Regions from separate parts of the Homo sapiens genome. Here all the other regions are linked to region 2. A link is a loop called in an ENCODE intact Hi-C map of the cell type or tissue named here. Cell type or tissue: endothelial cell of umbilical vein. All regions are shown on one strand. Links, peaks and the distances in the headings refer to the core of each region. The heading gives the core; the rest is flanking DNA. Region 1 holds the start of LOC105369687 (a long non-coding RNA gene). Region 2 overlaps LOC101928387 (a long non-coding RNA gene). Region 3 holds the start of LOC124902892 (a long non-coding RNA gene).

Region 1 (10,614 bases), core at 1,814-9,813, 640 kb before region 2:
CCATTATCTAGGCCCCAGGGATCCACAGTAAGAAGAACCCTGTAACATAATGGCAAGTGTGTACTGTGATGATTCCCTTTTGTCCCTCCCACAGGGTCCTTGGGTTATTCACTCCAGTGACTGTATACATCCCCAAAATAGGGGGAATTGAGAGTTACTTCAAGAACTATTAGGTATTGGACATCAGTTTGTTTGCTATCTTCAATCCTGTGCAACTCCGGAATCTAATAATTGTTTTGATGAGAAAATCAGCCACAAGATCCATGCACTCCAAATCCAAATCTCCTGATTTAGTCCTTCGATATTTACTTGCTCATCAACTTTTGACATCATCAAACTGATTATGATCTTACATGGCTTTTCTAGTTGTTTTTAATGGGAGTCTTGGTCTGCCACATGTTACTCCACCCCCTTTCGGATGAAGCTGTATTCATCATTTTATCATCTTCTGGAATCACATATTTATTTCTCTATTCTGTTTTTTCAACAAATATTTACTTAATGACCATTGTATCATACACTACAAGAAAAGTGGAGTCAGGCAGAAAGTTCAAAAAAATCTACCATCTAGAAAAAGAAGAAAATTTGGGCAAGTCTAGGTATCACATAACAAATGCCCCAGCACTCTGTATATTCCTGGCAATACTCCCATCTCCTCCTCCCTCGTCTCCATTACTCACAACCTTGTGCATATGATTTGCTTAAGATTATCTATTATTGTTTACATTAGTCAGAGAAGCACTTGACTCCTAGGTCATTACCTGTCTCTGGGACCCCAAACCCATATCGCTCTGTATATCTCCTAACCTGACCTTGTCACCTAATATTCTCCAATTCCTAAAACCATTCGTTAGGCCCACCGGACTAATGGGTCAGTCACAGGGAAAATACTCTATATCTTCAAATGTGTCAATTAAGTTTTCCTTCATCTTTTTACTCTGAGAAATGTCTCCCCACCAGGGACATAGATTTCCACACAGCCGTATAACATGATAGCTGATTTTTCTGCTGTGGTCATACTATTCCCAGGTATGCTGGTAGATGTTTTCACACGGACACTCACTGTCCATTACCCTGTTATCTTCACTAACCCACTGGCTCTTCTCTTATCAAAATATAAAATTGTATATTTATTTTTGCCTTCAATTCCTCTCTTTCTGTTCTCTATTTAACCCAAACTAATTCAGATCTTTGGCCCTGTTTTAGTCCATTCTTGCATTGCTATAAAGAGAGACCTGAGACTGGGTAATTTTTTTTTTTTTTTTAAAGAGGTTTAATTGGCTTATGGTTCTGCAGGCTGTACAAGAAGCACAGCAGCTTCTGCTTCTGGGAGGCCTCAGGAAGCTTCCAATCATGGCAGAAGGCAAAGGGGGAATGAGATGTCTCACATGGTGGGAGCAGGAGCAAGAGCGAGAGGGAAGAGAGGAGCTACACGCTTTTAAACAACCAGATCTCATGAGAACTCATGAGGACAGTACTAAGGGGACATGGTGCTAAACCACAAGAAACTGGCCCCATGAGCCAATCACCTCCCATCAGGCTCCACATCCAACATTGGGGATTACAATTCAACATGAGATTTGGGCGAGGACACAGAGCCAAACCACATCAGGCCCCATCTCTCCAGTGAAACAGCTCTTGCTGAGGTCAGGAATGATCTCCCATTGTTAATTATTTTGATGAGTTCTCTGTTCTCACCTCCATGATTGTTAAGCAACATTTGGCACCATTAATCAACATCCTTAAAACACTTGTAACACTTGGCTTTTAAATATTAAATTCTGCCTTGTCTACTACTTCACTGGATGCTATTTCTCAGTGTTTATCCTCACTCTCGCAATGGATTGATCTGTGGACTTCTCTTATCTATCAAACAGACTTTCATTGGTGAGCTCATTCAGTTTTAGGACTTTAAATAACATCTATAGGCTGATGAGCTGATGACTCTCCAGTTTATATATCAGGCCTAGACATTTCCTCTGAGCTCACACACCCAGCTTCCTATTTTACGTCTCCAATCTGAATTCCTAATCTCTTAAATCTCCTCTTCGACCCCTTCCCATCTCAGTAAATGGCAACTCAAACCTTCCAGTTGCTCCAGCTGAAAACCTCTGTGTCATCCTTGACTAATCTCTTTTCTGCCCCATATCCAGTCCCTTGACAAATCTTGGCAATTCTGCCTTCAACTATATATTCAATATATGACCACTTTTTACCACTTCATTGCTATCATCTCTCACCTGGATCATTGTAATAGCTTTTACTCTTGACCCTGTTCCATTCAAAAAACAGTAAGTAGTGGGAGAAATTCTTATGAAGCACAATTTAAATCATGTCATTCTTTTGCTCAAAGCCCACTAATGATTTCCCATGCTGAGAAAATTCTGAGCCCTTACAACCATGTGTAAGGGCCTATATTATCCCCATCTGACTGCTCTGACTTTGTTGCGTACCATGCTCCCTCTTCCAGCACCACGCTTCTTTCTCTTCTCCAACAATGTAAGCACTCTCCAGCCTTAGGAACTTTGCATGTACTAGTCCATTTCTAAAAATGCTTTTCCCATCATCTCCCCCTGTCCCCAAATATTTACATCTCTCCTCCTTCATATCCTCAGTCAGATGTCATCTTATGTGTGAGGACTCCTACATAACTGTATTTAAAACTGCACCTACTTACATATAGACACACATATATACACACCAGTACTAATTTCCTGCTTGGTTTTCTTCACTGTTTTGACATAATATAAATTTAACTGTTTACTCTCACTTCTTATACTAGAATGTATGGTATATGAGGGAAACATTTTTCTCTGTTTTTTTACTACCATTTTTCTACTATTTAGAACCATGACTAACACACTGTAGGCACTCCAAAAAATTTGTTTATTGACTGAAAGAACAAATTCTTAGGACATAAGGCCATTTTTGGTGTATCCACTGAATAGTGTATATACCACTTATGGAATTTTTGGTGTATAGATGAATTTGGATTATGTGCATATTCAAATTAAAAATTATTTCTCAGACCATATTTTCCCCGTGAAGCTTTTTGAGAGAAGGTATTCTCTCTGTTTTTCATCAGCGGCCTAACAGACAAGCTAAGAAGTTGCAGCTTTACAGTTTCAACTGCAAATCAATGTTGACTATTCATTTTCATCCTCACTAACAAGTTCCCTCTAACTGTGAATGTTATTAAGTTATTCTTTATTCATTTGGCAAACAGTTATTGAATACCTACTATTTGCCAAGGCACTATGTTAGTTGTTGAGGATGTAGGGTTCCTGCTCTCAGGAAACATTTAATTGTATTTTTCTTTACAGTGTACAATAGTACCTCTTACCTACAGTCTTGGTAATGGCATGTAAAATTATGTGGTTATTTGTGGAAATCCCTATACATGTATCATTGACCTTAACTGCTTTGGGTTTATCCAAAAATGAATACTTGAAATAGACAATGTAAATGGCACAGTCTTTCAACACAAAAGACCTGAATTTTATTTCCCATAACGTGATTAACCTTTGTAAGCAAGTCAGTGGGTCTTCATTTACCTCAGTTTCTTTTTCTATAACAAAAAGTTAACAATACCTATTAAACTGAAAAGATTCTTTGAGGATAAAACAATAGTTAATAAAATGCTTTAAGAAGCAATCTACTACTTAAAAACATAATAAACTTATCTTTTCAATGGAGAGGCAGCATTGTGTGATATCATAAAGAACAGACTTTGGAAGGAGACAGGCTTGGTGTCAAATCCCAGCCCTGTCACCTAGCAACAAATGGAAACAGTCCCGTTTAATTTACAAAATTAATGGAATAATTAGAATTAACACATTTAAAAAGCCTAGCATCTCGCACAGGATATGATGCATAGCAGATGTCAGCTCTTATTTACCTTAATATTTTGGCATCTGACCATTAAAATTGTTATTTCTTCCATTTTCAAATATACCTCAGTTTCTTTATCTGTAAAATGGGGAAATTGTATTGCAGTCTTTCAAAAGCCCTCCTGAGTATACTGCATTAACTGGTTGCCATCTCCAAGCAGAAGTCATTATTATCACATCCTTGAGGGCAATGGTTTGACATTATTAGATTTCTGCATGGCCAACTCTGAAGATGGAGACAGAAAAATCACATTCAGGAAAAGCTCTTCAGAGCAGGACTTTGGAGAAAAATATAAATAATGAGGTAATACAAACTCTAAAGTAAACCAGGCAAAGGGCCAAGAATTATCATGCAAAGGGAGAATGGACACAATCAGCTCTCATGTACACACGTGCCTTTCAAATGGCAGGAGAGACATAGAACACGCATCTCTAGTAATTTTTAAAAGTCAAAGCCAAACCAGCCCACTCCCTTCAATTATTGTTAGAGGACATCCTTCCACAGCTCACTGTTGGCCTCAGATCACTAGTTTTGCTGACATCATTCTAGTCACATGGTAGAGATGTTTACACTTTGTAGAAACTTCCATTTTATTCTACATTAATTTAGTGTCAAGGTTATTCTCCTAAGTAAATGAAAGTAGAATAATGAAATGTTCAAGTCATCTTATCACAATTGTGTTGTAAGGACTTTGTGTCTTCGCCGTAAGTCCCCAAAGTGAAGACATTTCCCTCCTCTCATCTCAAGTACTTTTTGGTCTTTTGAAATGAAAAAAGTAAGTTTTATATTATAACAGCTAGAAATTAGCAGATGTTTTGGCACACTCTGAACTTGCGTTCTGACATTATTGCACAACTGCCTCTACACTAGCAGTTTTTTTTAATCTATTTTAGGTGATCCAGCACTGATCCATCCTTCAATAGCCATAGCATTTGATCTATTATTTAATGCTTTAGAAACACAATGCTCTATCACGTGATACTTTATAAACTAACTGACAAACTCAACGGCATTGTCTACTAGAGAATTTTATTTATTTCATAGCACTTCACTTAAAAACCAATTTGTGGGGTTTTAGGTGACATTTTGATAATTCAGCCTATAAAAACCTCACTTCTCTTTTATTTTCTGGCAAAATCTGAACATACAGTGTAACAAAGAGTCATGTTATTCTATATCACAAGCTTAAAATGTAATTCATTCTTGTAGAATTAGAATTTTACTACTGCTCGCAAAGTTACATGAATGCTGTGAAACTGTACATAAACAGGATCAGCATAGATGTTATTTATGTAGATAGATATTTATATTTATATACTTTTAACATTATTTCAAAAACGTGGCCCACCCCTTCTCAAGGTATTAAATATTCAGCAGTTTACTAGCATAAGAATTGGGAGCTTTATATTTATAGTACAAGGCATTTGATATTTGCAATACCGTTCAATAGATAAGTCTGATATTTAAATTTGGTTTTGTTCTATGCCTGGTTATTTTAGAGTTCGTCCATATGCTAGCTAATTTGCTGCCAGTCAGATACTTACTTGCTTTTGTTAATTGATGCAGAGTTCAACACACAGATTTCTTCTCTCCCATCTCTTGTCCTGTCTTTCTCAAGCTCATTAATTTTGTGGCCCAATTGACCTTTGAGCAGATCAAATCTCTCCTTCAGAGTCATGGCTTGCTTTATCTATTTACGTATTTTACACTCATATTGCATTCTTTGGCCCAGACAAAGTTTTCTAAAAAGTGGTCCTCTTGAAACGTTTTCCCACTAAAACAGAAGGGCTGTGGTTTTACACCCACCAGGGAGGAAAGAGCAGCTAGGGACACTCTGCTGGTTCCTGAAAGAAAGTCTGCGGATCTCAGGGTTTCCTTTGTCTCATTGTGATCACACACACATTGCTAATGGCCTGAGGCACTCATACATTTCAGGGAGCTCTCCAGCCTTCTCTTGAACTAATTCCTTCCAGAGCCTCTGTTCAAGTGTGACTCATCACTCTGCAAAGCCACTGCCTCCCAGCACGCCTCCTGCCAAATGTGGAGGGCATGTCTTTCCCACTGGATTCCTGCCATTTCTTTCGTACATTTGACGTAATCCCCTTTCCCATTGTTTTTGTGCATTTGATTGTGCAAAATTGCAGGCAAAAAAGGAAAGCAGAAACTGAAAGCCTGCAAAATGACTGTTCTGAGATGCCTTTAGTAATCTGGGGTATTCTTTGGCCATGAAGATCTCCACTAGTTTGAATAGGGAGGTTTAGTTGAGTTCTGTTTATTTTTGTGTTTGTTTGCTTTTGGTGGGGACAGTGGGGTATTATCAGACTTCACTTGATTTTAGGACAGTAGACAAGACTAGAGGAGACATAAAAATAATAGACATGCTGAAAAGCCAAAATAGATATATAAATAAAAAATAAAAATATTGAACACTTTCAGTCAAATTTACCGTCTGAGCAGACCCTAGACCTTACTAGAGATTTCATGGCAACAGAAATAGTCATCACATTCTGTGTCCGTCTGGATTTCTGCCATTAATTATCCACTCTCTTCTCAGTACTGTCAACCTTTTCCTTTCCACTGGCATCTTTCCCTTTGTGCATAAACATGCTCAAGTCTCTCCCATCTTAGGAATAAATACTTCCTCGATTCTGCCTCCACTCTAGCTACTGAATCTTCTCCTTTGTAATTTTTTAAAAATAGATCAGCTTCTAGAACAAGCAGTCTACATGGACTGTCTTCACTTCCTCATATTTAGTTTCTTTCCCTTATTGATGAAAACTCTTCCAGGTCTACATTATTGCTATTCCAAAGTGAGCTTCTAGGTTGCTCATTCCAATTTAATTAGTCAGTGTACTATTGGATACAAGTGACTGAAGACTCAATGCAAGTTGAGTTAAAGAAAAGCTGTTGTTATTATTGTAGTTATTACTAGTATTTAGCTCATTTACCTAAAAAAAGCTCATTGCTTGTACTGACTTAGGTGCAGCTGAACTAGGACTTGCTCTCCTTTTCCTCACTCTGCCTCCTTCTATTTTGGCTTTACTTCTTGGCTGGTTCATGCTTCATGGTGGTAAAAAGTGATTTTTACACTTACTTCCTCATTGCTGTAAATATATCAGAAAAACACAGCTGTTAGATCACAACTCCCGTATAATTCTCGGGGTTAACTTTGGTGTACTCAGAATGAATTGTGTGTTCACTGCTAAACAAAGCACTCTGGCCAAAGGGCTGCAGCCTCCTATTGACTAGGTCCGTGTTAAGTGTATTCTTTGGAATGAAGCATGGCTTTGAATTTTGGCTCTAACAAAGTTTATTAGTAGTAACAATATAGCTATACTTCCTATGTTATTCATTTTACACCTAGCATCTGTTCTTTATAACAAGCCTGCAGGTTATGAATTAAACATTATGAAGAGGGTAGGAGTTCAAAGAACTTAAATAATTGGCCCAACTCTTAAAATTAATGAAGAAGATCTAAGATTTGAACCCAAGTTTGTCTAGACTCAAAGTTGTGCTCTTCCCACTGGATCATACTGAGATATTATATCCAAAGGAGTCATCACATGCCGGGTGTGGTGGCTCATGCTTGTAATCTCAACACTTTGGGAGGTCAAGGTGTGAGATCACTTGAGGCCAGGAATTTGACAACAGCCTGGGCAACATAGTGAAACCCTGTCTCTTAAAAAAAAAAAAATTAAGTTAGCCAAGTATGGTGGCATGTGCCTGTACCCCTTGCTACTGGGGAGGCTGAGATGATAGGATTGCTTGAGCCCAGGAGGTCGAGGCTGGAGAGAGCTATGATTGCACCACTGAACTCCAGCCTGGGCAACAGAGAGAGATCCACATCTCTTAAAAAAGAGGAAAAGAGTAAAAATAGTCATTACAGAGCTAGCACACATGCTTAACTAATGTTAGTTCCTTTTTTTTTTTTTACTCTGCTCATGCAATTCTGATCAGATCATAGCTCTTAAAAATTTTGTCATGAAGTCCTCTCCAAATCTGGCCCTCACTTAGCTTCAATGGTTTCACCCATCTATCTTCCTCAGGTCGTTCTAAGCCATTTGTTTTTCTTTAAACATGCCAGGTTCCCTAACTTGTCTGAAATTTTGAATATAAAATGTATTTATTCTGTCTGATTTCCTCTCCCCACAGAAAATTACTCATTTTTTTTAAGTCTGACCTCAAGTACTTACTATGTTCTGCATTTCCTCTGCAGCTCATACATACCTTCATTATGGAATTATTACATTGTATTGTAGTAGTTCCTATATCTTCTCCCCACTATGCTGTAAAATAGACAAGTTAAGGCCATGGATCAAGTCATTTTCTCTTCATTTCCCAGGAACATAATGTAGGTACTACATAAATGTATGTTGAATGAATAAATGGATATACAAAGAAACAAATTTCTTTTTACCAAATTGGCCCAAACTCCTTTTCCCAGCACAGACTTTCCCAGCACAAACAACAACAAAGATGACAGGAATAGAGATGGAATGGAACAGGACAGGACAGGACGGGACAGAGAGGACAGGAGAAGAGAGGAGAGGAGAGAAAGGGGAAGGGAAGGGGAGAGAGGGGAGAGGGGAGAGGGGAAGGGGGAAGGAGAGGAGGTGGGAAGGGGGAGGGGAGAGGAGGTGGGAAGGGGGAGGGGAGAGGAGGTGGGAAGTGGGAGGGGAGGGGAAGGGAGAGAAAGAGGAGGGGAAGGGAGAGAAAGAGGAGGGGAAGGGAGAGAAAGAGGAGGGGACAAAGTTTCCTTTGCTAGGAACACTTAGATAAACCTCAGGGAGGAATCTGACCGCCATTTTCCCCCAAAACAAAGCCTGCGCATATGGGGCCTCAGACCATGTGTCCTCACATCTACAGAGAAGTTCCAACTGCTGGATGTTATCAAAATGAATGGTCCCTTCCTGAGGCCAAGCCGGTCCTTCCTATACATCACAATTTGGCCAAGCCTTTGTGCAGAGGGCTATGAAGTATTTTTCCTCCAGGTTCTGAAGATAAAAACAGTCCCAATGTTTAAAGATACACTCTGGAAGAGTATAAGCTGGGGGTGGTGAAGAGAACTGGTTGCCCATTCTGAAAGACAGGGAATAGAGGCTCCCTCATTCCCTTCCTTCTTACAGTGAAAACTCAGGGTGTGATGGAGAAAGAAAGCAAACATCCTCCCTTCACTTTCCACCCCTCATCCCTCAACCGGCCATAGGTACCAATGCAGTATATACCCATGAAGCAAGGAAAACCACCCTCACCTACGCCTCCATTTCTCCCTGCTGTCACAAACTGAGTTCCCTGGGCCTGTTTATGCCATGAAGCATGGCCTCCTTCCATGGGGTGGGTTTCAGCACACACCTGTTATTTTAAGCCTTTGCTTTTGTTTGTGTTGTTGCTTCCACCTGGAACGCTCTTTTCACTTTGCCCATTTTGCAAATATAAGCTCATAATTATCTAAACTACCATCCAAAAGAGACAAAGCAGACTAATATATATAACTAACTTCTTCCTTCTTTTTCCCCATAGGTACATATTTTTATGAAAAAGCCACAACACTTTATTTTTTTTTTTATTTATTCTATCTCTCCCACTGGATGATAAACCTCTTGATCGCAGGGACTATGTCTTATTCATCTCTTGTTCCATGGCACCTAGCCCAGTGCCCAAAAATAAATATTTGGTGATTAGGCTAAAAGGAAGAAGAAGAGAAAAGACAGGGAAACAGAATGAATTAAGTCTACTTTTACTTTTGTTTTAGGCCTCTAGAATATAAATCCCTGGAGAGAAAAATCTCTGAAAAACTATAGAGAAGGGATCTCTTGTCTATATCAAAATTGCTTTTGCCAACAAAAACATTGGTTGCAATATAGTGAAGTTTATATATGGATAGATTTTTCTTCTTCTTCTTTTTTTTTTTTTTTTAAACAGGGTCTTGCTAGAGTACAGTGGTGTGATTATGGCTCACTGCAGCCTCGACCTGCTGGGCTTAAGTGATCCTCCCATCTCAACCTCCCAAGTAGCTGGGACTATAGGTGTGCACCACCACACCTGGATAATTTTATTTATTTTTGTAGACATGAGGTCTCACACTTTTTTGCCCAGGCTGGTCTTGAACTCCTGAGTTCAAGCAATCCACCTGCCTCAGCCTTCCAAATTGCTGGGATTACAGGTATGAACCACCTTGCACAGCTGATTATTTGATCTTGAGTTTTCATTTGCAAGATTTTAGTTATCCCAGAAACAGCATTTTTTCCAACTGGCTTAAAAATATACTGCTAATTGCTGGAGAATGAAATCCAAGACATTTGCATTCTTACTCTGCGAACTAACAAAAATAAATTTGAATAAATGAATTATTTCTGTGATATATCTATTTCTTCCCCCAACTGCTGACTTGATTCTTAGTAAGAAATGAGTAGAAACATCTCAAATATATTTTCTGTCTTAAAATAGGTAGTATTTATTTTTATTATTTATTCAATTTATATTTTGTTCTGGCATCTAGAAGGGGCTCATTAAATAAGCCTGTTTTTATTTCTTATTTTCTTTCTTCCTTCATTTTCTTTAAAACTCCTCCAACAAATAGTTTAACAAATATTCTACATTCTGCCCATGAAGTATTTTTTTTAATTATTTTTTTGAGACAAGGTATAGCTCTGTCACCCAGGCTGGAGTGCAGTGGCACAGTCTTGGCTCCCTGCAACCTCTGCCTCCTGGGCTCCAGACATC
Region 2 (10,614 bases), core at 892-8,891:
TATGGCCTTCTCTTCTATGGATACTTGTGATTGCCTTAGGCCCACCTGGATAATCCAGGGTAATCTCTCCATCTCATAGTCCTTAATTTAATCACACCTTTTGCTTTATAAGGGAGTAGTCTCCCTTTTGCCATATAAGGTAATATTTATGGGTTCCAGGGATTAAGAATAGATACCTTTGGGTGCCATTATTTAGCCTACCACAATAGTCAATAGAAGAATTGGAAAATAAAGTTGAGAAAATCTTCCATAGAAAAAAACAAAAAAAATGTAGAGAAAAAAACAAGAGACATTTCAGATCAATTCAAGAAGTCAAACATCCTATCAGGTGTAGTCACAAAAAAAGATAATAGAAAACAGAAAGATGAAAGAACACTCTACAAGAAGGTACAATAGACTAATAAAAAATATCTATAAGGACACTAAATCAATCTAGCACAGCAGTAAGAGATAAACCCTCAAGCCAATAAATCAAGAAATAGTAACTTATCTGTAGATTAAAACAACAGCAACGAATCATTTTGCTCATAAATTTGCCATTTAGGCAGGATTTGGCAGGAGCTTATTTCCAGGAATCATCAACTGATATCGATCAAACTGGATCTGGAACAATGCATGTTTTAAATGTTTCATGCACAGGTAGGCCAGGCATGGTGGCTCACGCCTGTAATCCCAGCACTTTGGGAGGCCGAGGGGGCAGATCACTTGAGGTCAGGAGTTCAAGATCAGCCTGGCCAACATGGCAAAACCCCATCTCTACTAAAAATAAAAAAATTAGCCAGGCATCAGGGCGCAAGCCTATAATCCCAGCTCTTCAGGAGGCTGAGATGCGAGAATCGCTTAAGCCTGGGAGGCGGAGGTGGCAGTGAGTCAAGAACACGTGCCTGCATTCCAGCCTGGGTGACAGGGTGAGACTCTGTCTCAAAGAAAAATAAAAAATAAAATAAAATGTTTAATGCACATGTATGACAAGCTGATGCTCAATGTGAACTGGTAACTCAGTTAGGGCTGCAGAGCTGAGGGCCAAAGGCTCAGCTCCCTCAACCTGGATCACTCTACTTGTGTGTTAGGCTTCCTCACAGCAAGGTGGCTAAGTGCCAAGGACAAAAATCTCAAAAAAAAAATAAGGCAGAAGCTCATGACATTTTTAGGACCTAGCCTTGGAAGTCATATAACATCACTTCTACAATAGTCTATTGGCCAAGACAGTCAAAAAGGCTGTCTCCAAGGTTCAAAGGAAGGGCAAATACTCTACCTCTTGATAGGAGAAAAGCCAGTTTCTAGAGAGTTATGTGGAAAAAGGAGGTATTGTTGTGATGATCTTTAGAAAATATAATCTGCCTCAGTAACCTTAGCATATTATTTGGAGATATAAAGTTAACCAGAAGAGCTCAATATAGAGTAAGTTTGAAAGAATTAAAAGAAGTTGACCCTAGAGGATGAGACTGTAGCTGGAAAACAGTCGCAGAGGGGGTGAGAGGGACTGTGATTCTTTAATTTAAAGCCTTCTGTAATTTTTTTTTTTTTTCTGAGACAGAGTTTTGCTCTTGTTGCCCAGGCTGGAGTACAATGGCACAATCTCAGCTCACTGCAACCTCCGCCTCCTGGGTTCAAGTGATTCTCCTGCCTCAGCCTCCTGGGTTCAAGCGATTCTCCTGCCTCAGCCTCCCGAGTAGCTGGGATTACAGGCACCCACCACCAAGTCTAGCTAATTTTTTGTGTTTTTAGTAGAGACGGGGTTTCACCATGTTGGCCAGGGTGGTCTCGAACTCATGACCTCAGGTGATCCGCCCATCCCAGCCTCCCAAAGTGCTGGGATTACAAGCATGAGCCACCATGCCCGGCCAGCCTTCTGTAATTTTTTAAATCCAGGGCATGTACTAGTTTGATAATTTTTTTAAGAGTGCATTTAGAAAAATACAAATGTGGCTAAGATATTAGCTGCTTTCGTACCTTCACAAGCTGACACTTCTGGTCTCACATCAGCCAGTCCTCAGATATCAGCTTCTTCACTGGTTTTCGTGAAAAAAACAATCACTCCAAATTTGGTGATTTATTACACCATGCACATGTTTCACATTACACGCAATGAATTGTTACATTTAGGTTTTCCTAAAAGTAATGTTTAAATCACTTATCAAACTATTACATGCACTTGAGTTTTGAAATTCAAAAACTATAAACAGCTTACAGTGAAAAGCAATTGCCTCACCCTACCTGCTTTCTATTCCTACTCCATTCTCCAGGGTCAGTCTCTTTTAATGCTTTTCAACTAATGCTTCTTCTGGTGGTGTTTACTTTTAAAATCCTCCATTTGAAAGTTCTTGTGGCTAGGCATAGTGGCTCATGCCTGGAATCCCAAAACTTTGGGAGGCAAAGACAGGCAAATCGCTTGAGCCCAGGAGTTCCAGACTAGCCTAGACAACATGGCAAAAACCCATTGCTACAAAAAAATACAAAAAAATTAGCCAGGCATGGTGATCCGTGGCTGTAGTCCCAGCTACTACAGAGGCTAAAGTGGGAGGATCCCTTGAGCACAGGAGGTTGAGGCTGCAGTGAGCTGGGATTGTGCCACTGCACTCCAGCCTGGGCAAAAGAGTGAGACTGTCTCAAAAAAAAAAAAAAAAAAAAAAAAAAAAAATTCTCTCCTCCCAAGTCTCCTAAGTCTCTTCTCTGTGTCCTTCAATTTTCCTTCCAGCCCCAGTCCATAGCCTCCTGTTTGCCTCCATAACAGTAACTCATGCAGAGGTTCCTCTGGTTCTCTGAGTCCCAGGACAGCTCCCACCTCAGCCTGGAGGCCTCCACTTCAGCTCCTGAACAAGCTGGTCAAAGCTACTCCTCTTCAAAGGCTTGGATTTCCCCACAAGAAATTTTACACCTGCTGCTCATATAAAAGAAAGTGTCTCCTTATTTTATACAAATAAGTAAAATATAGAGTAATACAATCAATAATGAAAGTACAGTATTTTTAGTATCAAGAAATATATACCAAGAAAGAATGTCTAACGCTAAGGAAATCAGGAAACACATTCAAGAGGGAAGAAATAATTTAGGAAATAGAGAAGCCTTTTCAGATAGATAGAAAGACCTAGAAATAGTAAAAATCACATAGTGTATTAGGACAACCTTATTTTTGGAGAATAAAATTAAAGAGGAGAAGATGTGAGAAATGAGCCTTAAAAAGTTAATGTAAACCAGATGGTTCTTATACACAAATCTAAGGACCTGGACTTGAGCCCACAGTCCAAGAGTTAAACACTTAAATACCTGTAAATACCAAATAGATCATGGAAATTAGCAAAATGAGATCATATGAATGAGAAGAAGAATAGAAAGTATAGAATCCTGTGAAAAACAGGGGAAATCATGTCCTTCCAAAGAGAACAATGTAATTATTCTTATGCAAAAATGTAAGGCTGGCATTACCAGAGCTTCTGGGTTTTTTGTTTGTTTGTTTGTTTTTAATAAGAGCAGGCTATCTAGATTTCCTGTCAAATTTCCCAGTTGGCAACTATTACATGTTTTTCCAGGCTCACAGTTTATGGAGGAAAAAGTGTGTCTGTGTGTATTACACACACACACACACACACACACACACACACACAATTTTTTAAGTAAACTACGCACACATATATACATTTTTTAAGTAAACTAGCTTCAGCTTGTTTTAACCAACAGACCTCAAGTTTTCACCTCTCCCAAAACCAACAGGGAAAAAACATTACAACATTTTAAGACAGGGAAAGCTATGGTCAGTGTTAAAGATCACTCTGGCAGCAGGCTGTAGGATGGATTGAGTGTGGGGGGAGAAATTGAGTGTAGAGAGATGAGTTGGAAGGCTCTTGCAATCTACTGTTGGTAGTAGATGTGCTGACAGTCCAAACTGGGACTGTCCATTTTATTTTATAATCAATTATTATTTGTCAGTCCAAAGAGGTAAAATGGCATTGAGCATTTCTTACCAGACTTCAACCACAAAGGATCACTATGAACTTCCTTATTTCTGTAAATTCTGGGTGTTACATAGACTTTCAGAGATAGCCTGAATTTATCTCTTCATTACACTCCGTAACTTCCATTTTCTTTTCATAAATGCATGTCAGTAGTAATAAAAAGAAAGATTATACAGCTAGCTTTAGAAAGTCAGCTGGTTGAACCTCTACCCACTGCTTCTCTATTATATCAGTTTTAGAAGTAAACAGAGACATTTTCTGCAAATGGTTCCCATGTGCTCACATCTCTGAATGTAAAATAAACAGTGCAGGTCATGAAAACAGAGTGTTTTAAACAGAGAATTCCAACTGGGAAATTTGTCTAAACATGAACTTTATTTTTACAGTCATTTAAAGATGTCTTTAATCTACCTATTAAATTAACTTTTAAAAAGTATAAAATGGGGAAAGAAAAATAGAGGAGAGAGAGAGCTTATTCATCTATCCATCTGTTTTTCCATAACACTAAATACTTCCATTTCTAGGTGCTAAAGTATATAAATATGATATATATACAATTTTCAACACATAATTATTGCATCTAAGCAACAGATACAGAGAAAATTTTAGTTACTATCAGCATATTTGTAAGATTTTTCTGAACCAAATCTTTGCAAGACAGATCAAATGCCATCTTAGTTTTATGTTCCAACCAATTCAAGCAGTGAGAAAAAATGTCCCTAGTTCCATAGACAGGATCTGTCAGGTGCTAGCCAGGCTTAGCCCAGTCCTATTCCATGAGTTCACAGGATATCCCTGGGCATCGAGCCAATCCCACTTGTCCCCAGAATGCAAAGGAAATGAGATACTACATTAATATGTCATTTTGTGCCAGTCGGGCTTTGAAGATAGTCCAGGCTTCAGTGATATTATCAGCCATTTGCAGCCCTGACCAGCACAGGAAGAAGTCAAAACTCACATGCAGGAAGGGGAGCCAGGGCCTGCTTTCCCACCAAGCCCTGGGCTCTGGGCTTTGTTCTCACTATTTCCAAGCCTTCTTTTTTTTTTTCTATAAAGATATGTATGGATATGACCTTTCACCAGAGACCCTATGCTCATTGCTGTAAAATTCCCTTTCTCCATGGGGATAAAAATCAGCACTCATACCCACCGTGTGTTTTGGGTAAGTTTGTTCCTATTTCTCTCTATGGAGCTTCAAAGAGGGTATAGCTCCTTCTGAGATTAGAGTAAAGGGAAAGCTAAATTCCTGGGAATTCTTCTGGAACTGTGACAAAGAGAGATATGTTCCAGATATCCTGAGTTGAAAAGTGAAATACATTTTCTCATAGAAACGATCATTAGCTTCCCAGGCAAGTTCATAAAATCCTATTTAATCCATGGCATTCTTAGAATATTTCAGAAATTCCTATGCAATTCATCTACTCTGTTCTCATTTTTTCCCAGCTTGTTTTTCCTAGCTGACTAGTACGGATATGATCCTCCTTTGCCATATTCTCCAACCTTCTCCCTTCAAATTTACAAAGTCCTGTATGTGTTTTGTGTAATCTACTAGATACTAAAAACCTACATATGTTCAATTGATGAGTCTTGCAGTTGCAGTTGCCTACCCCACCTCAGGTCATTGACAGAGTATGGATATGTTTCACAGCTCTTTCTTTTCCTTCTGTGCTAATGACCTTTAGCTTTCATGGAAAGCATGGAAAAGTTTAGGGCCTCTTATTAAAATGGTGAATCTGCCAGAGACAGGCTCATTTCTAAATGAAATTTTTATGTGATATATATTGCTTAATGGGAAAAGAATAGATGGTTTATTAGTTGGGGGCGAGAAAACTGCTCACTACGCGGGGAAAAACAAATCACTCTTCTGAATCTTAAGATTACCCTTTCCTTGCATTTGAAGAGAAGAGGGGAAAAACAGGAAGAGAAGTACACTGAACTCTTGAAATGTACAGACTGGACAATTTTGATAGAGCTTGTCAGTGTTGGTGTGTGGGCAGGTGGCCCACTGCACAATCCACACATGGCACATGGTCCACCTTTGATGGGTGAATTCTCTATAAGCTTCAGCTTGGCTCCCATTTGCTGCCTCAGGACAGCCACCAGTGAAACTCACCAGGTTCCTGATACCCACCTCATTTCTCTCCACCCTCCAGCAGAGGGCTTATCACCCCATAACTCTAATCTCCTGTAAACTCTAATCCCATAACCCAGATGTCCTCCTCTCCTCTCCCCAAGGCCACAGATGAGGCAATCTCATTCTTCCTCAAGTTTCTTGCTAATTATATAGCTATAGTATAATGTGCCTAGATTCTTTCAGTTCCTTTCTTTTGGCTCTCAAAATCCTGTTTGGAAGAAAAAATAAGAAAAAAAAAAAAAAAGGTAGAGTGCGCAGTGGCTAATGCCTGTAATCCCAGCACTTAGGCCGAGGCAGGAGAATTGTGTGAGCCCAGGAGTTTGAGCCTCGCACCACTGCACCTCACTGGACAAGACCCACTGGCCTGGGACCCTAGCGCAGCCAGCCCCGCCTAACTCTTAGGTGGGGGGCAACTCTCCACTTCCCTGGGCCACGGCTCCTAGAGGATGCAGGCAGGCCACCATTTTTGCTGCTCTGCCATCCTCTCTCCTGTTGCCCCCCAGGTTCCTGAGGGAAGCTGTGATTAGGAACTAAGACAGGCCTCCAGCACAGCAGCGCTTCGTGGAAAAGCTGCCAGACTGTTTTCCATGGGGTGACAGCCCTTGCTCCTCCTCACTGGGCAGGGCCTCCCAACCTGGGCCCCCGCACGACCAGCCTGAACTAGGGAAGGAACAAAGGGCCTGCTCGCTACTCTGGAACCTCGAGCGAGCGCATGGCAGCCACCATGCAGAGAGAAGCCCAGTCTCTCTTCCCTGAGAGCCCCCACCCCCACTCTTCACCAGGCAGGGCCCCCAGCTCTGGACCACAGAGCAGCCGCCCCACCCCCGGCTGAGCACACCCATTTTGCTGGGGGCTCTGAGTTTCCCTGGAGAGGGGGGGCGGTCCCAAAGGCAACCGACAGCCCCTCTGTCGCAGCCACTGCATCGGTTCTGCCCTTGCTGCCCTTGGACTGGAGAAGGAACAGAGCCTGGAAATTTTACTGGCGCCTCCAGCACGCCACAGTCACCGCAGAGAGAGGGGCCCAGTCTCCTTTCCTGTGAGCCCTCGGCCCCCACTCTTCACCAAGCAGGGCCGGCTCAGGCCAGCAGCGCAGCCGTCTCACCCCCTGGCTGAACATTCCCATTAGCAGCAGCTCTGCGCATCTCCAAGATAGAGAGCTCCCAGAGACAACCAGAAGCCCGTCTCTCACTGCCACCGCAGCGGTCCTGCCCTTGCTGCCTTCAGATTGGGAAAGGAACAAAAACCCTGAGTGCTTTACCCACACTTCCAGCACACCACAGCCGTCCTAAGGAGAAGAGGCCAGTCTGTCTCTCCTGTGAGCCATCGGCCCCCCTGTTCACCACCAGGCCGGGCCCCTTGGCTTAGGCCCACAACCCAGCCACCTCACCCTCGGCCAATCCCGCTGATTGGGAGCGGCTCGGCATTTCTCTGGGATGGATCCCCAAGAGACAAGTGAAAGGACCTCTTCCACAGCCACCGCCAAGATCCCTTCCCCTGCTTCCTCCAAGCTGTGGAGGGAACATAAAGCCTGAGCTCGGCTCAGGACTTCAGTGTGCAGCCCGGGAGTGGCAAGCCGAGATCTGCAGCCAGAATCGAGGAGTAGAGGAGCCCAAACATTGGGAGTGCTGAGAGGGAGTACAACTACAAACACAAGGAAATACAGAGGACCCACATGGCTGAGCAAGAGCCTACCTAATTGGCCATTACACTTAAGCGCCATCTGCTGGATCACAGCCCAAATTTCAACACCAAAAACGTTTTGCTAATACATCCTCCTGTGAAACCAAAGATAAGAATTCACCTGTTAATACAAATAAAGACCCTGCACAAAGCCTCGGCCCTCTGAAAACATCCAGAAAACTGACTGTACTCAAATTACAGCACAGATAAAGGAACTTCAGCCCAGATGAGAAAGAACCAGTGCGAGAACTCTGGCAACTCAAAAAGACAAGAGTGTCTTCTTTCCTCCAAATGATGGCACTGGTTCCCCAGCAAGGGTTCTTTAACAGATTGAAATGGATGAAATGACAGAGCCAGAATTCAGAATATAAATAGGATTGAATATCATCAAGACTGGGGAGAAAGTCAAAACCCAATTCAAGGAATCTAAGGATTGCAGTAAAACAATCCAGGAGCTGAAAAATGAAATGGCTTTTATAAGAAAAAACCAAACTGATCTAATAGAGCCAAAAAACGCATTACAGAAATTATATAATACAATCACAAGTATTAACAGCAGAACAGACCAACCTGAGGAAAGAATCTTAGAGCTTGAAGACTGATTCTCAAAAATAACTGTCAGAAAAAAGGTATAAAGAAGAATAAACAAAAACTACAAGAAATATGGGATTATGTAAAGAGAGAAAACCTATGACTCACTGGCATCCCTGAAAGAGAGGAAGAGAAAACAAACAACTTGGAAAACGTATTTGAGGATATCATCCAGGAAAATTTCCCCAGCCTCGACAGAGAGACCAACATTCAAATTCAGGAAATGCAGAGAAATGACCATCTCCAAGACACATAATCATCAGATTATCCAAGGTAAACATGAAAGAAAAAATATTAAAGGCACCTAGAGAGAAGAGGCAGGTCACCTGCGACGGGAAATACATCAGGTTAACCGTGGATTTTTCTGCAGAATCTCTACAAGCCAGAAGAGATTGGGGGCCTATACTCAGCATTCCTTAAAAAAAGAAATTACAACTAAGAATTTCATAAACCGACAAATTAAGCTTCATGAGCGAAGGAGAAATAAGATCATTTTCAGAGAAGCAAATGTCAAGGGGATTCATTACCATTGCCTTACAAGAGGTACCTAAGAAGGTGCTAAATCTGAAAACAAAAGACCTTCACCAGCCACTACAAAAACACACTTAAGTACAGAGACCACTGACACTATAATGCAACCAAAGCAACCATACAATCAAGTCTGCATAGTAACCAGCTAACAATAAGATAGCAGCATCAAATCTACACGTCAATATTGACCTTAAACGTAAGTTGGCTAAATGTCCCAGTTAAAAGACACAGAGTGGCAAGTTGGATAAAGAAGCAAAACCCAACTCTACGCTGTCTTTAAGAGATCCATCTCACATGCAATGACACCATAAGCTTAAAGTAAAAGGATGGAGAGAAACCTACCAAGCAAACAGTAAACAGAAAAAAGCAGAGGTTGCTATTCTAATTTCAGATGAAATAGACTTTAAACCAATAATGATCAAAAAAAGATGAAAAGAGCATTACATAATGGTAAAGAGTTCAATTCAATAATAAGACCTAAGTATCCTAAACATATATGCACCCAGCCCAGGAGTACCCAGAATCATAAAACAAGTTCTTAGAGACCTATGAAGAGATTTAGATAACCACATAATAATACTGAGAGACTTCAACACCCCACTGACAGTATTAAACAGGTTATTGAGGCAGAAGGCTAAAAAGAAATACAGGACCTCAACTTGACATTTGACCAAATGGGCCTAATAGATATCTACAGAACTCACCACCCAAAACCAACAAAATATACATTCTTCTCATCTGCATGTGGCTTATACTCTAAAATTGACCACAGAATTGTCCATAAAGTGATCATCAGCAAAATTAAAAAATCATACCAAACACACTCTCAGACCACAGGGCAATAAAAATAGAAATCAACACTAAGAAAATTGGTCGGCCGGGCACGGTGGCTCAAGCCTGTAATCCCAGCACTTTGGGAGGCCAAGGCGGGTGGATCACAAGATCAGGAGATCGAGACCATCCTTGCTAACATGGTGAAACCCCGTCTCTACTAAAAAATACAAAAAAAAATTAGCCGGGCGTGGTGGCAGGCTCCTGTAGTCCCAACTACTCGGGAGGCTGAGATGGGAGAATGGCGTGAACCCGGGAGGCAGAGCTTGCAGTGAGCCAAGATCGCGCCACTGCACTCCAGCCTGGGCGACAGAGCAAGACTCGGTCTCAAAAAAAAAAAAAAAAAAAGAAAAGAAAATTGGTCAAAACTATATAATTACATGTAAGTTAAACAACCTGTTCTTGATTGACTTTGGATAAACAATGAAATTAAGGTAAAAATAAAGAAACCCTGTAAAACTAAAGAGAACAAAAACACAACATATCTGACTCTCAGGGACACAGCTAAAGCCATGTTAAGAGAAAAGTTTATAGTGCTAAACACACAGCGAAACATTAGAAAGATCTCATATTAAAAACATAACATCATACCTACAGGAACTAGAAAAACAAGAGCAAACAAATCCCAAAGCTAGCAGGAGAAAAGAAATAACCAAATCGGAGCTGAACCGAAGGGAATTGAGATGCAAAAAAAACATACAAGATGATCAAATTCGGGAGTTTGCTCTTTGGAAGAAAAAATCAGATTGATAGAAGACTAGTTAGACTAATAAAGCAAATAAGAGCGTTCTTCAAACAAACACAATGAGAAATACAAAGAGAACACTACCACTGACCCCACAGAAATATAGAAACCTCTCAGAGACTACTATGAACACCTCAATATACACAAAC
Region 3 (10,614 bases), core at 993-8,992, 300 kb after region 2:
TGGGGTTACAGAAAGAGCTTGCGGGCTAAATAGAACTAAAATGCAGGTCTCCTACTTTCTAAAGCAGCACTCTTTTAACTATGCCAGTGATCCCTAAACTTTTTGATTTTTTAAAAAAATCCCTCTATTTTTAAATTTTGCCACGATATGAATATTATTTTTAAAAAACCATACTCATCTATCACAATGACTTAGTTAAAAATAAAAAGGTATTAAAAATTAGGAAGGATATAATCTTATCGCACCAGAGAGCTCTTTAATATGCTATTAAAATCTAGCCAATGGCCAACTGAAACTGGGATCCTCTTTTCTCATCTAGAAGATGATTTCATCATAAACTTATTCTAGAGCTCTAAAATTCTATGCCTTATTTTGTATTTTAAATATTTCTAATTCTTTCAACCGTTTCTCCTAAACTAAATTTCCTTCATCATGGTGGTTGTTCTTCAGGATTTCAATGTCTCTACTCAAAAAGAGGTTGTTCAAAATTGAACGAAATGTCTCCAGACAAGAACCGCTGCATTCAGGCCAACCATCCGATTCGATGCCTTCGGGGTGGAGAGAGGGAGAAAGGTACCCAATTGCTCTTATATAACCAGTATAAAGAGTTCAATTCCTTGAGGCTTTCCCTCCATGGGTATTTCCTATTTTGTTTCTGCTTGGTCTTCCTCCCCATCTTCACCGTCTCCTATCACACGAAAGCCAGAAACTGGAAAACATCCAGAGCTGGCAATCCCATGACTATGTGCAAATATGTCAGCTAGGGAAAGCTGACTCCATCAAAGAGACTGCCCTAGTACTAAAGCAATTTACTCTGACACACCTTGGTTTGTTTGGTCATTCATAAATTGAAGAAATACTACAGGAGGCTTAATATGCAAAAAGCTAGAGATTAAGCACTGAGCTATATCATAGAAACATGTAAGGAAGGGGACATACATTATCAATCTAAAACACACCCAAAGTTGCTTATAAACTAATATCTAAATTATAGTTCAAAAATATAATTACACTAAAACACTTTTGTCAAGTGCTCTGAAGTATTCATAATGTTTGGGTTGGACCCTGTTGTAGAGACGTATATTGAACCTGAACTGTCAACTATCATATGATCATTAACAGCAGGATATATATATTTTTAGTAAGCTTGCCTAATTAATGACATTAAAAGGCTCTTCTGTCATCTTTGGAACCACATTTGGGGAATTTTAATTAAAAATTAAATTATTATCAAGCAAATTTATTTTTATCCCATATATTTCTAGCACTTTGAGACCTGTTTTTCAAAACTACAATTCCCTTTAGTGACTTTTTTCCCCAAAGAAATTCAAATTAAGCAAAGTGTGATTTACTTTTAACTGAAAGCTTAAGAAATGAACACTCTAAGCTCCTACATCAGATTTAGTGCCCCATTGGCCAGCAGCTGCCTGTCAAGCACCATAAAAGCCCTTTCCCTGTGATTCTGCCATGCAGAACAATGGCTTAAGGACCATGCATCTTAACAGTGCCTGCCACTCAGAATGAAACTTTAAAGCTTTGTTCACAGATGCAGGGATCTACTATTTTGACTAAATATTAAACCTTTTTCTTTCTATCAGAACTTTAATAATAGAAGACTTTCATAAAGCTTTTTAAAAAATGATTTATATATTGAATTACAATTGTTTCATTCCACCAATAAAAAATCATTTCATTATAAAACACTACAACTATTTTTATGATGAAGTTTATATCATAATGTAGATGATATTTTCTTATGATCCAAAGTGGACTCAAGCCATTTCAAAAGAACATCTAAATAACAGTATTTATAAAAACTGGCATAACAGTTAACCCAAAAATGTAGGAGGAACCCAGAGAAAATCTTAGCTCAAAATAACCTAAAACCAGCCTTCAGAAGCTGTTGGTGTATGTCCAAAAGGAAGAAGTCACTGAAAGACTTTACTGATATTAATTACACTCATAAAGGAACCTAAAACTAGTATTTATACTTCACAATTTTTAAAAATCCTCTAATTTCCAGATATCTGTTGACTCTCTCTATACACTTTTAAACTTAAGAAAGTATGATTTTCGGGGAAAAGTGATTCTTCTTTGAAGTAAGATTTAACTTGGTGAGCAGAGACGCACCAATCTTCTGATTTGGATTTTTATAATTTTTCTGAAAGTGATTACTTTCCCAAGTACTTCCAAACATCCTTTCATTTTTTTCCCCCCAGACCTGCTTCCTGCTTCTTTTCTGTCTAATCACATTGTATTAATTTATTTTCCTGCTAGTAATATATAAGCTTATTCATGTCTGTCATTCCATCCAACATTAAGTAATCTAATTTTTATTCATCTATGCCTTAATTCTTTTATTTATGATTTTGGTCAATCTGGTAAGTGAAAAATAATGCCTAATTGTTTCTTTAATGTGCAATTCCCTGATTACTGGTAAATTTGAGCATCTGCCAGTTTCCTTTTTAAAGAAAATTGACAAATAAGATTATATATATTTATGGTGAACAACATGTTTTGAAATATGTATATTGTGGAATGGCTAAACCAAGCTAATTAACATATGTATTACCTCACATAACCCATCCAACCACTATCTTCTCTTTTCCCAAATCTTTTCTTTGCAGTAAAAGGCACCAAATCACCCTAGTTGCCCAGGCCTAAAAGGCAGGGTGTCATTTTTGATTTCCTTCAAGAAACTTCCAGATTGGAGTGCAGTGGCACGATCCTGGCTCACTGCAACCTCTGCCTCCCGGGTTCAAGAGATTCTCCTGCCTCAGCCTCCCCAGTAGCTGAGATTACAGGTGAGCACTAAAATGTCTGGCTAATCTTTGTATTTTTAGTAGACATGGGGTTTCACCATCTTGGCCAGGCTGGTCTCGAACTCCTGGCCTCAACTGAACTGCCCGCCTTGGCCTCCCGAAGTGCTGGGATTACAGACTCAAGCCACCTTGCCCGGCACCAAACTTAATCTTGAGCAAGACGAGTTTGCAATCAAGCACATCAAAGCAATCAACTAGACTTGTCAATTATATCCCGAATACATCCTCATCCTCTTCTCACTTCAATCACTTAAGTAACTTTTGAACTTTCTCCAATTTATTATCCAGATTTCTGAGACACCAATCTGAATCTCTCTCTCCTAGCTTATGTCTCTAGCCTGTTCTTCACTCATTGATTCCCCAGTTACAATCAAGTCATACTGGATTTCTTTTGATTCTTCTGTTCTCTACCAAGCCTGGCGCTTTGCATATCTAAGCCATAATATGCATGTTATTCTTCGTATCACTGCTTGTGTTTTGCTTCCTCTACAAAGGTTTTCCTAGACTCTGAATCCTTAAGATTGTGCTGTTGTCCCGAAATGTGTTCCTACAGCACCCTGGTCTGCCTTCATTGTATTTGTCACACTAAATTGCATCTACTTATTCAATTGTCTCCTCTACTAGAGAATTATCTCTGTGAGTATCTGGACTGTATCTTTTCATTATTTTACTTTGCGGTCCCACAATTAGCATATAGTAGTTGCAAAATAAATATATTAAGAAAAGGTGCATGCAAAAATGAATAAATGCTCATATAAATATATTTACATTTTTTTTTTTAGAGTTGGGTTCTCACTGTGCTGCCACGCTGGAGTGCACTGGCACAGTCATAGCTCACTGCAGCTCCCAACTCCTGGGCTCAAGCAATCCTCCCACTTCAACTTCCCCCAAGTAGTAGGTACTACAGGTATGCACCACTATGCTTGGCTAATTTTTAAGAATTTTTTACAGAGATAGGGTCTTGCTAGGTTGCCCAGGCTGGTCTCAAACTCCTGGCATCAAACGATTCTCCTGCTTTGGCCTCCCAAAGTGCTGGGATTACAAGCCGAAAAACTGCGCCTGGCCTTGAATTTAATAGTTATGTGCATTCTGATTTAAAGAAAGCCCAAGAATAAGACTGGGAATTAGAGAGCAGTAGGCCTTTGCTGCCTCCATATTACTTGTCTCAGGAGATCCTTGCATTGTACCAACCTGCAGAAACTGGTAATGGAGGACAGTCAGAGAAGAGGTGATAATGGCAGGGGACAAGACAGGGGTGGGTTGGGAGGACAGGGCTTGCTCCCTCCCTCTCCCAAATAAACTCGATCTCTGCCTGTAACCCAAGCCTTTCCTTGTGCTTGGCCAGGAAGGATGACTCCTTGCCATTAGCAAAGTTGGGTGACAGAACATAAGAGACAGAGAATAAATACTTATATCTGATCATTATAAACAAAAGACGTAGTAATGAAGCTATAACAGCTAAAACACAATTTAAACCAATATTTTAATCAGTAGCTCAGAAACCAATCTCCACCAACACAGCATCAAAGAAACCTGGGTTCATAATGACAAGACAGACACTTACCCCCTGGTTTCTTCTTCATGACCCCTCCCCTTCTGGATTTTAATCCACTGTTCCAACTGCTGCATTGAATTTGTTCTCTGTATGACTCGATCGGCCTCTGTGTATAAGGGCCCTGTATTGGGGCGATTTCCACCTCTAAGATCTGCCAGGCTAACATTGACTATTTTGTTCTCTGAACTGCTCAAGTTGATTGGTCTGTAGTGCACAGTCTGAGCAGGGCATGCTGACCCACTCTCATATTCAGATGGCAGAGAATTCAGCTTTACACTATTAATTTTTGTTAAGGGTCTATCTTGACCATCCTTCTGAAATCCATATTTTTCAGCTTCTAATGCCTTTTTTTCTTCAATTTTGCTCATTTCCTTGTTTTTTTGATTGTTTTGGATCTCTGGTTTAATTAGCACTCTATGGTTGGGAATGTTATTGGTTTCTTTAGTTGGTGCATTTTCAGATGTAATCTTGTCCACTCTGAAATCAGAGAAGAAAATCATAGTAAATCAGATGAAATAATGTACATATTACTTCTGGGATTCAATCTAGGAAAAATTATACTTTACGGGGGTGGGGGCCAGGGGACTGGAAAGGGTCACAGTGGACAAGTCTACACAAATACCCAATGCTGTGATATTAACATTCAAGCACAACACCAGAATGTATAAACAGAAAGGGGGAAAAAGAAAACATAAAGAACTAGAGCGTAAAAAGTGATGTGTGCTCCCACCATTAGGAATCTGAAAATAAAGCAAATTAAGATTGCCTTATGACAGTTAAACCACAAAGTCTACACTTAAAGGACCACAGTAGATAGTCCCTTGAAAGGAGCCACATGGCTCCCAGCCAAGGTTAGCTGCTTGTTGACTCATGAGACAAACATGAGTCTGGTTGTGGAAATGGCTGCAACAGGAAATCATAGTCTGATGCTATCAAAGATCTGAACCATATAATTAACTCCTTTTGTTTGTATTCAAGAGGAACTCAGTATGATTTTAGAGCTCTTGGAGTCTGACTGCACATGTCCAGCTTGCAACTCTGTTCTTACTAGCTGAGTCTTCAGGCAAAGTACAGAACACTTAAAGTGCCTATGCTTCCTCTTTGGTAAATGGGTATGATTGTGCCACCAAGATCAGAGGGTTCTTGTGAGAATCAGATGAGTTAATGAGTGGCTGGCACAGACCTTATTTTACCATTATAATTCCAACACATCAAGCAATCTTGGGTTAGAATCTGGCATCCCATGTCCACCTGGCCACTGAAAGAATGAGCTCGTTAACAGCATGTGTCTAGGTCACTCGACAGTTGTACTTGCTCACTATTCTAGTTGCCATATCTAGGTCTTTCCCTGAGCCTAATCACTTCCAGACTCTGAAAAGATCAAGCTGAGTGTGTGAACCTGCACGAAACTGCCAAGATCATGCCACTCTAGGAGGCCTCTCAGGAGCCAGCCAACCCTCCATATTCCAATAAATAAAAATGCTTCTATCAGAAACTAGGTGTGGTAATGCTGCCAATGTTTATGACGTGTGGAAAGGATGTAGATCTATATACATATATCTGTAATCAACTATAGATGAAGATATCTAGAAGCTTTGGAATATGGTCACCAAGGAAAAAAAATTAAAAAAAAAAGGTGACTATTTTTCTTGGAGTAAAGTTATGAACCATCCATATATTTAGGTTAAATATAAACCATGGCTTCTAGATTGGAGGCAACATTAGACATTGGGAAAATTTACTAAGATAGACTATGTGCTTCTTTCTCTTGAAAAATAAAAGTTGGCCAGGTGTGGCCACTGATGCCTGTAATCCCAGCACTTTGGGAGGCCAGGGTGGGTGGATCACCTAAGATCAGGTGTTTGAGACCAGCCGGGCCAAAATGGTGAGACCCCGTCTCTACGAAAAATAAAAAAAAAATTAGCTGGCTTGGTGGAGGACATCTGTAATCCCACCTACTCGGGAGGCTGAGGCAGGAGAATTGCTTGAACCTGAGAGGCAGAGTTTGGAGTGAGCTGAGATCGTGCCACTGCACTCCAGCCTGGGCGACAGAGCGAGACTCCATCTCAAAACAAGAACAACAAAGAAGGCATAGAACATTTACACTAAAAGCATATGTATCCCTTGCTATTTGGGAGGGTAGGAATTTTAACATTAAACATAAAATAACTGAAAAGATTTTTAAAACATATTTACTGTAGTCTATCTAAAGCTATTATTATTACTGTCATCATGATTATTATCATTATTATTTGAGATAAGGTCTCTTGCCGTATAACCCAGGGGGGAGTGCAGTGACGTGATCTTGGCTCTCTGCAACCTCAACTTTCTGGGCTCAAGTGATCCTTCCCTCTCAGCCTCCCGAGCAGCCGGGACTATAGGTACACGCCACCACACCTAGCTAATTTTTAAATTTTTTTAGAGACGGGGTCTCACTGGTCACCTAGGTTGGTCTTGAACTCCTGGGCTCAAGCAATCCTCCCACCTTGGCCTCCTACATTATTGGGGTTACAAGCGTGAGCCACCGTGCTCAGCCTAAAGCTATTATTTTAAATTAAAACTGTGGTGGGTTTTTTTTCTTTTTCCCCAAGATTTATCATTGAAAAAGTAGTCAAAAAGACACATATGATGACTTTTCTCTAAATGGAACAAAGCTGACTCAGAAAAGTATGCTAAGGTACCATAAATAATATAAAACTTGTGATCTAATTTTAAAAAGTGACATTTAAGTTATTGCAGAAAATACACTGAGATATATAAAATGAAAATAATGGGCTTAGAGATGAAAATTATTCAGAGAATCCATATTATACTTAGATTTTTTTTTCTTTGGGCCATCAATGATCTGCACACTAGGAGACTATGACATTATCGTGAACAGGTGAAATACTTTATAAAGTTAGGGAGAATGAACTCTCAAGTTAAAAACTGGATGTTGTATTACAGTGATAAGCTCTGATAAATATTTTAAGTATTTGAGCCATACAGCAAAATGAGTGCATTAGCTTAAAACCAAGCAAACAAAATCTCTCTATACTTACTTTCACTTTGAATGACTAAATCTAATAGAGTGGGATAAAAATGCCAACAACTAGGAGTAGAAGAAAACACATAATTTCTACAGGATAACGGACTCTAAGCTGGGCACGCAGGTGGTATTAATAAATCTTGTCTGAGTAGATTACACTAACAAAGACGGCTGAAAACTGTATAAGCACCTAACTAGTGAACTATCAGGTTGCCAAAAGCCAAGCCAAATAATTGCCATCTTTATCATCCCAAATTACGAGTAATTATCAGTTTTTAGAGTGGTAAATTTAATAAAATAAAGTAGAAACATGCTGAAATTCTGAGAAAAGTATAATATACAATATTGAAATTATTTGGACATAAATATTTTAATTATTATACAGATTTCTGTATTCTAAACAATTTCCTAAAAATTTTGCTTTGAAGTTAAAAGTATTGAAGTTTTATTTTTATTTTTTTTTGACAGGGTCTCACTCCGTTGTCTAGGCTGGAGTGCAGTGGCACAGTCACAGCTCACAGCAGCCTCAACCTCCTGATTCAAGTGATCCTCATGCTTCAGCCTCCTGAGTAGCAGGGACTACAAGAGTGTGGTACTACGCCCAGCTAATTTTTGTATTTTTGGTACAGATGGTGTTTCATCATGTTGCCCAGGCTGATCTCAAAATCCTGGGCTCAAGTGATCCCTCAACCTCCCAAAGTGCTAGAATTACAGGTGTGAGCCACCATGCTCAGCCTGAAGATTTTAAATGAATTCTCTTCACCTACACATTTTCTCTCGTTATCAGTGCTAACCACCTCATCTTTATGCTACTCAGGTAATTTTTACACATGCAATTCCAAAAACAGATTTTCCTTCTATCTGCTCTCATCCTGCAATATGCATGTGGCAAAAGTGGTTTTTCTTAAAAATAGATGTCCTAGAGCTATATCCTAGACCCTCTTTTCTTTTCAGTTTTTCCCCAGCTCTAATTACTAGTGATTGGGTAACTTGATTTAGACTTGATATTTACAAAAATAGCACAAATACACAGCATCAACCTAAGTCTTTTAGCCAAAAAGCCAAGACTTTATTAAAATGCACACTAGAATAAGAAAAACAAAGGACTAGATGTATACTGTAACAATCCCTAATTTCCTGAGAAGAGGGAAAAAAAAGAAGAGGGAAAAAAGATGCACATTAGCATCTTTCTTACATAAGATATGTGCTCAGCTGTCACTGACTGGAAGAAAAATTAACTTGCATCATAATTTTTTCTTCGAATTACAGGAATATATATTTTTTAAAAAGCACATTATACTACTTGTATTTATGTAGTCTGAGAATCAGATTTCCTCTAACTAGCTATACTGAAGAATATTAAAATGATTCGTATCTTCAAGCAGGGAAAAATACATGGGTCAATTTTAACAGCACTTATCTATATTATCAAGGAATCTGAGTAGTGGAGTTTCAATATAAAAAAGGTACAATTCACCAAGAAGTGGATTTGGAAACAATCTAAATGCTTGACGAACTATTTTCTGGAGACATTCATTACAAAAACAATAAAAATTAATCAGAAATGTTGAAAAAATGAAACTATCAAAGTTTCTTACTGTAATTCATCACACTTTAGAAACATCAACACACTATTACAGAAAAACACAAATTAACTTCATAAAAATAAACTCTCTTCTAAGATTTAGAATCTTAAAAACACTATCTCAAAGGATAAAAATCTGTGTAGCTTTAAGGTAACAATTAAAAACGTACTCACCGGAAATTAAAGGTAATTCTGTAAGAAGAAAGAACATTCAGTTTGAATGTTAGGATTCTGGATTCACCCCAGTACACCGATAGGTGAAAATGAATAAAGAAGAAAAAGAAGAAAAGTGGAATAAAAATGTAGGTGGTATCGCAAACTAACAAAATGTGTATTAATTTAATTCAGAACAGGAATTGATCCTTGCTTTCTGAGGAAAAAATGATTTCATACCATGACTATTAAAATGATATGTACTATGACAGTGAAATACTTGCAAGGCATGGAATAAAATGGAAGTGGAAATCACCATCATTTTTTCTACAAGCCTTTACCTTTTCACAGGTTCTGTCTGTACTAGGGCAGCATCTAACATGGCTTTCATCCACAACTCCATTTCCTTTCCTGTATCAGTGCAGAAATAATAGGTCCGCATGTTTGGATGGGCTGCCTGATTGAAAATGACACGATCATTTTAAATAAAAATATAGGATTCTGTAAAAGAAAAAGAAAAAAAGGTAAGTGATTCCTGACATAGAACGTTGCTATCAAATTTCAGAGAAAGTAGACTTATCTTTTACCTGAGATATGGAAATGAATCAAGAAAAAATATAACTATTAACTTGAAAAATATATATTAATTTCCCCCTTAATTTTACCCTCTTTCTTTTAGTTGTGTGCACACTCTAAAATTAAAAATAAAAAAAAAAAAGAGTGCATGGAAAGGAAAGGAGGTGAGAAATGAAGTACTTAGTGGTGCCTCTTCCATCTCCACATTTCTAGCAATTTCCATTTACTGCAATTCACACCTTTTTTTTTTTTTTTCTTTTTTTTGAGACAGAGTCTCACTCTGTTGCCCAGGTTGGAGTGCAGTGGAGCAATCTTGGTTCACTGCAACATCTGCCTCCCTGGTTCAAGCGATTCTCCTGCCTCAGCATCCCGATTAGCTGGGATTACAGGCATGTGCCACCATGCCCAACTAATTTTTGTATTTTAGTAGAGACGGGGTTTTGCCATGTTGGCCAGGCTGGTCTCGAACTTCTGACCTCAAGTGATCTGCCTGCCTCAGCCTCCCAAAGTGCTGGGATTACAGGTGTGAGCCACCACACCCAGAATAAGAATATTTATTCTTGAATAAATATTCTTTATTTAAGAATATTCCCAGCAACCAGCAACAAAATTAATAGAAATGTACATGTTATGGCATTTCCCTCCTGCGTTAGCAATTTCTTTAGGCCTCAAAAGGCACTGCTGTATTTTATAGAATCCTTTATAGGTATCTACACCCAAACACAAAAGATTTATAAATGATCCGAAATGGTGTTTTCTTTTTGAGCTGTTCCTTAATAAACTACTCAAATGTTCTATGTTAAGATAATTAAAACCACCTACAAAATGTTACTGGACTCCCTGAGTGGGGTTTTGGAAAAATAAAGACCACTGCCCATATTTGTGATCAATGTAA

The links. A loop is a pair of places that touch in the nucleus more often than their neighbours do. Peaks named below come from ENCODE experiments on the same cell type or tissue, not always from the same donor. Only the 100,000 strongest peaks of a DNase experiment are listed, where the experiment ranks them.
Region 1: it touches region 2 in a loop (11-fold over the local background); 2 of 110 quality-filtered maps call a loop at or near these places.
Region 3: it touches region 2 in a loop (19-fold over the local background); 2 of 110 quality-filtered maps call a loop at or near these places.

What each region holds. Positions count from the first base shown.
Region 1 is chr12:20,208,158-20,218,771 of GRCh38, reverse strand. LOC105369686 (a long non-coding RNA gene) reads right to left here. Exons shown (of 3, transcript XR_931417.2): 2 at 8,119-8,177; 3 at 6,339-6,995. LOC105369687 (a long non-coding RNA gene) reads right to left here and starts at 6,331. Exons shown (of 2, transcript XR_001749039.1): 1 at 5,436-6,331; 2 at 3,463-4,116. RefSeq lists enhancers at 5,131-5,871, 5,872-6,613. In endothelial cell of umbilical vein, for the core only: no CTCF peak of the experiment used is centred there; DNase peaks (open chromatin) are centred at 5,951 and 6,451; H3K27ac peaks cover 1,391 bases.
Region 2 is chr12:19,570,224-19,580,837 of GRCh38, reverse strand. The region is part of intron 3 of LOC101928387 (a long non-coding RNA gene); the gene reads right to left. Among named protein-coding and RNA genes, the nearest start is that of AEBP2, 140 kb to the right of the region's middle. RefSeq lists an enhancer at 7,604-7,693. In endothelial cell of umbilical vein, for the core only: a CTCF peak has its summit at 7,802 (motif pointing left); DNase peaks (open chromatin) are centred at 3,507, 4,807, 5,937, 7,787 and 1 weaker place; H3K27ac peaks cover 5,268 bases.
Region 3 is chr12:19,268,756-19,279,369 of GRCh38, reverse strand. It overlaps PLEKHA5 (pleckstrin homology domain containing A5), which reads right to left. Exons shown (of 32, transcript NM_001256470.2): 9 at 9,485-9,600; 10 at 9,165-9,182; 11 at 4,387-4,854. LOC124902892 (a long non-coding RNA gene) reads left to right here and starts at 484. Exons shown (of 3, transcript XR_007063235.1): 1 at 484-573; 2 at 2,628-2,804; 3 at 3,605-3,686. In endothelial cell of umbilical vein, for the core only: no CTCF peak of the experiment used is centred there; a DNase peak (open chromatin) is centred at 5,299; H3K27ac peaks cover 1,516 bases.